2 separate regions of the Homo sapiens genome follow, and region 2 is linked to region 1. Evidence: chromatin contacts called from ENCODE Hi-C data. All regions are on one chromosome and are shown on one strand. The core of a region is the stretch at or near the end of the contact, and the rest is flanking DNA. Distances in the headings are between cores, read along the strand shown. Region 1 has its middle 140 kb from the start of LINC01624. Region 2 has its middle 220 kb from the start of LINC01624.

The links. Hi-C counts contacts between places; a loop is a spot of excess contacts on that map. Pooled maps may share reads with other maps.
Region 2: a map of gastrocnemius medialis shows a loop between it and region 1 (7-fold over the local background). The contact joins two enhancer-like sites. A Hi-C loop is called at or near these places in 18 of 168 maps with a recorded cell type or tissue (Right ventricle myocardium inferior, Right ventricle myocardium superior, cardiac septum and 4 more) and 8 of 50 pooled maps.

Annotation. Positions count from the first base shown.
Region 1 is chr6:170,128,623-170,131,322 of GRCh38, forward strand. No RefSeq gene overlaps it. Among named protein-coding and RNA genes, the nearest start is that of LINC01624, 140 kb to the right of the region's middle. RefSeq lists enhancers at 1-420, 421-921. Within about 2 kb of position 1,394, at least 7 of the 41 ENCODE cell types and tissues checked have a DNase peak (open chromatin) inside an H3K27ac peak, as active enhancers do; they include gastrocnemius medialis, heart left ventricle, heart right ventricle and 1 more, where a contact is called at or near this core.
Region 2 is chr6:170,048,459-170,051,158 of GRCh38, forward strand. No RefSeq gene overlaps it. Among named protein-coding and RNA genes, the nearest start is that of LINC01624, 220 kb to the right of the region's middle. Within about 2 kb of position 1,338, at least 20 of the 41 ENCODE cell types and tissues checked have a DNase peak (open chromatin) inside an H3K27ac peak, as active enhancers do; they include gastrocnemius medialis, heart left ventricle, heart right ventricle and 1 more, where a contact is called at or near this core.

The DNA of each region.
Region 1 (2,700 bases), core at 144-2,643:
GGTCCTCACAGCCTGACTGTGGCTTTGCCTGGGTGTGCATTCCCCACAGTGGGCGGTTGTGCATGGCTGAACTAACGCAGTCCTCAGAAAACGTGAAAATGCGCACTGTTCAGATGAGAAGGAACAGGCTGCAATCGGGAGTTCTCCTCTTTGCCTCCCTGGTCCAGGGGAGCCCTGCCGTGGGCAGGCAGAAGCCAACCAAGGCTTGGAGGGTAGAAGAGCAGCCTCAGGCTGCAAGGAGGGTCCCAGGAAGCAGGCGGGTTGGGGGGCATGCCCTGGCCCCCGAACGCCCCACGTGCAGGGGCCTCAGCCCCGTGAGCGCTGCTCCCTCTGTGACCTGGTGACAGCGGGCCCTGCCCCGCAGGTCTCAGGCGTCTACACGATGCTTGCAGCCTCGCCTCCTCCGGGATGCTCGAGACCTTGATACTAGGCCGTCGTGAATGCCTTCCCAAGTTCAGTCTTAGCTGCAGTGGGGCACAAGTGCCATCCCTGAGCTGAACATGGCAGAGCCAGGCTTCTCCAGGACCCTCATCTCAGGCACAGGCTTGGGGCCCACACGATGGCCGACACCCCGGCCGCAGCAGACGCCGCATGGCAGAGCCGAAGCAGCAGCAGCCGGGGCCCTTCACACCTGCGCCCCTGCCCATCGCACTGGCTCAGTGGCTCGTTCTTTGGCAGGTGCTCCTTGCAGGGTGCTGGGAATTTCCCCAATTCTCCTTGGGAGAATGGATTCTCACCCTGGGAGTCGCTTCACATTTGGGGGCGGGGGCAGCAAAACACAGTAAAATGCACAGAAAAGTCACCCTCCCAGAACCACTCACATCCTGCTCTGCAGAGGGGTGAGGAGGAAGAGCCGGGCGGACCTCGGGTCTGGGCACGGGATGCCGTCCTTGTCCACCCCAGGGCCACCTGGGCTCAGAGCCCCGCACCCTTCTTGCACTCCTGGCTGCCAGCCCTGCTGGAGCAGCCCCTCCATCCCACCTGTCAAGTGTGGACAGAATCACCTGGGGCTCAGGGTCAGAAGACCTGGCAATGCCCTGTCCCAGGCCCTGCAACTCCAGACAAGTCCCCCAACCCCTCCGGTTTCCATTTTCTTCTCAGTAAAATGGCAACACAGTTGCAATGCCTCCCCTAGTCCCACCAGATAATCCCACCCTGTGAGGCAGCATCAGTGAAATGGCCACGAGCACAGCCACGCTCTGTGCACACCGTGCAAGGACCTGGGAGGTCAGGGTGGCTCTGCCTGTATTGCTTCTCGTGGCCAGAACTCCACCTGCCTCCTTGTTCCCACACCCGCCCGCAGGGCCTGGAAGCATCTCTGAATGTTGCGTTCTATTCATAGCTGCTGTGAGCAGCCCAGCTGTGCAGGGTGTGGGAGCCCAGTGTGCTCTAAGCCAGTCCCCAGCATAGAGCCGGCCAGCCTGGCGCAGAGCCAGCTGCTCTGGTATGGGGTGTGGGCAGCCTGCCGAGAGCTGTAGGGCGGCTCGAGCAGCTCCTGGTGACTGAAGTCACCCCCTCCACTAGACTTTGCCCCCCGACTGCCCCCAGCCCACCCTTTGAAGTGTCATTGTCGCTCCTGGAAGGCAACTTGGGGTCCAGGGTCCCAGGCCTCCAGCCCAGGCTCAGGGGCAAACCCTGCGCCAGTGTTCACGCACCCACACTGCTCAGTCCAGTATGTTGCCCTTGGCGTGGGCCGGGTAGGTGACACATGCTTGGTGACAGTCCGGCCCTCTAGGAGTCAGAAGGGCATCCCCGGACACTGGGTCGATGGCCCCAGTCTGCGAGGACACACACCTGCTGCAGGAAACAAATGTAATGCACTCCAAGAGCTGATTGAGCAGGAACCACCCTCCACAGGCGCCGCCCAACGTGTCCTCCCTGAATGCTCCCACGACCCTGTGTGGGGTACTCCAGGCCCCCGGCTGCAGGGAGGGAAGTAGAGCAGGAGGATCCTGAGTCAGAGAGAAGCCGTGTGCATCCAAACTAAAACCGGAGCTCCTGACCCGGAGACACTGGTTAGCAATGGCTAGAGCGTTTTTCTGATAAAGGTGCTCACTCGGCTCTTGAGCCACGCTGTGCCACTCCACCTGAGTCCGGGCACACTGGGGAGCCCAGACCAGGGAGAGCGAGGCCAGGCTGGGCTCCCGAGACCCTTGGGTGGGCAGGGTGGCCACACAGCCTGTCTGCTGTGGCCAGACACCTGCACCTCCCCCTCAACACACAGGGTTCCACACCCCTACCCTGGGCCTCCACTTGCCTGCCAGACTCATGGCCATTGCACAGGCCCCAAACAGACGTGCAGGCCCTCTCCCCAGCACTGTGCCCCGGGATCTGTGGCAGCCCTCCTCATCCCCAGGCCACATCTGAGAAGTGTCACCAAAAACCTGATCTCCAGTCCTCTGCCCAGAGCCCCGAGCTCCTCCACGGTGACCCTGATGCTCCAGGCCTTGGCACCCCCGGCCCCTGCTGCTGCTCACCTGCTCGTACCAGCTGGCATCCGGAGACAGCCGCCTGTCCAGCCCCAGCTGAGACTTCCTCCAGGAGGTCAAGGGCATCTCGTCTGACCCTCCCCTTCCCCTGAGGTCTGGCTGGAGTGTCCTTGGCCTCCAATGTGTGGTCGTGGGAGGCAGAACCCACTGCCTCACCCCAAACACACTGAGGGTTTAAGTGCCTGGTCGTCTCCTCGGGAATAAAGTGCTC
Region 2 (2,700 bases), core at 88-2,587, 80 kb before region 1:
TCAGGGAGCTTGTGCTCCCAGAAGAGCTGCATCACAGAAGTGGAGATGGGGGCCGCACATTGGCCATGAGTACCCACGGATTGCAGTAGCCCCACTGAGGCCCCTTAAGGTGATAAAGACGAATTACAACCAAAGACTCTGGGGACTGGTCCCGGTGGTGGACCTTCGGTGTCCTCGGGGAGCACGGTGGGGGCAGGTCCTGGGGGCCAGTGTGGGCTCTCTGTGCTCACACTTGGGAAGGAGCAGAGCAGGCCCTGAGACACTGCCACAGCCTCCCTCCTCCTTCCAAAAAGAGGAAGAGACTGTGATGTTCCAGCTCTGCCCGTGTGACTCAACCAGGGCTGCGGCCGACTGCGTGACCACCAGGAAGAGGCTGTTTACATCTTCGGGAATCCCACATCTGGCCAGGCTCAGCTCAGGGTGGAGGGTCCCCTGAGCACTGGGGATGACTGGAAGCCTGCAGTCCCAAGCTAGGTGGCCTGGCCCGGAGCTCCTGAGATTTGGGCATCAGAGTGGCCGAGTTGCTCAAACAGGTTCCTGTACATCTGTGAGTCTCCGTTTTCTTCTCTGTGAAATGGGGACAATAAAACCACCTACTTTATTGAGTCATCGCAAGCTGGAAGAGGGTGATGTGTGTAAAGAGATTAACCCAGTATCTAGTACCTCTAAAGTGCTTAACAAATGACACCTATCACAGTGATTTTAACTGGCTTATTTCTCCATAAAATGAACGCGGAATCCGTCCATGGCCTCGTTCTCAGAATGCAATTTCATCCCCACCAAACTGAAAACTCTTCAACAGCAGCAGCGCCTCCCTCCACACCATGTTCCTCCTCCTTGATTTCTAGACCCAGATGCAGGTTGAGGTGGGCAATGGGGTCGCGCTTATCCTCACTCCTCGTCATCACCAGAGAGGTGGTGACCTTCCGGGGACCCCCATAGACAGGCTTGGTCTGGCTCTGCTTCCCAGGAATTCCCTCAGTGGTTTTGTGTTTCTTTCTTTCTTTCTTTCTTTTGACTCATTCTTTCCCGTCAGTGGGGCTCGGTGTTTGCTGGATGAGAGCGTGTTCTGTCGGCAGGTGGCATCCAGTTCTACGGGGTCCTCTGTGGATGCTAGGGTGCCCGGGAACCAGCAGTTCCACGTTGCATTTTCCTGGATGTCCGAGCAGAGCACCCGGGTCAGGCGAGTTCCCAGAAGCTCCTTGCCTTCTCTTCCCTGCATCAGGAAGGCTGGGGAGGGCGGCTCTGGATCCTGAGGGGAAGCCACTCGGATCTCCTGCAGCTGCTCAAGACCACGGCACTGTGACTGTGCTTGCCCATCTGGAAAGCCTCAGGCGTGCAGGAGCTTGGCTGGGCTCCACATTTGGACACAGAACCTGCTCCATCTGAGCTCGTGGCTCTTGGTCAGCCCAGGCTCAGGGAGCCTCTCGACGGGGTGGAATTTTGGGTTTCACCCACTTGGCTGATGCTTCCTGCCCTGTGTAATTGAATCAATCCTTTACGTAAATGCTGTTTCGTAACTGCCCGGGCTTTTCAGGGCCTCTGGGCCCTGGCTGAAAACCTAACTCAGCTCCTGCCTGGGAGGCTTTGCGCGGCAGGCCTGGCTGGTGGGAGGGTTTGGTGCCAGAGGCATCCGTCGGGTGAGGAGCAGGACCTCCCACGGTGAACATGGTGGCCACGTCCCCGCAGAGCCCAGCCTACTGAGCTGTCCAGTGAACCCTTGTGCACTTAAGCTAAAACACGCAGCCGTGCCCCCAGGAGGCCGCTTAACACAGAGCAATAGCCGGGTCCTCGACGATCCAGCTGCAGAGACATCACCAATCCCAGTCTCCCTGGTTCCCGCGTCAGCCTCGCCCTGCCCTGGGCCACGGCTGCACAGCACGTGCCTCCTCACCAACACCACGCGTCACACTCTGCAAGCCCCCGGCCCCTCCACGTGCGAAAGGGGGCTGCTCCTCAGGGTTCTTTGGGCTGTAAGGGTCCCGCCGTCCCCCAGTTTTTGTTGGACATCTGTGAAGCCCAGCCTTTCCAAGCAGATGCTGTCCCTCCGCTCCAGCCAGTTCCTCCAGATGAGGCCAATGTGTTCCCAAGCATGTCGGGTCACATTTCCTGTGTGTTTTGGTCCTGCAAGCAGGACTCTCATGAAAATGGCAGAAAGGTCGTCAAACAGCTCCCCTCTTCGCCGCGGCCGTCACAGATGGAGCTGGAGGCACACGCATGTGTATGGCACAAATGGCCACATTTGGTTCTGAGAAGCCATCGCAGAAACTCAAGGGCTGAGGAAGCCAGGCCCTGGCATTAGATCTGATGCATGAGGGAGAGGCTCAGCAAAGCAGAGGATGAGTCCCGAGGCCTCGTTTCCTCCAGAAAACCCATCCCTCCTGCCTGCACCCTCCAGGCTGCTGAACACACCTGCCCATGACCGCCTGCCCCGGCACTGCCTCGCCGCCCCTCCTCAAGTCTCTCCTTCCTGAGGCATAATTTCTGCTTTAGCACAGGGTGGCCCATGGGGCCCTGCTGGAGTCTATGTCCGGGAGGGAGCAGACCTCATGTCCGTTTCCCACACACCCTGCAAGCACCCATCAAGGCATCCAGCTGTAACCTGGTACCGAATAAATGCTCGACTCCTTCAGAATCCATGTTTACTAGGGGGTTAGGTATAAAATAATCGCAGGTAATAATCTCATAGAGTCAAAACTG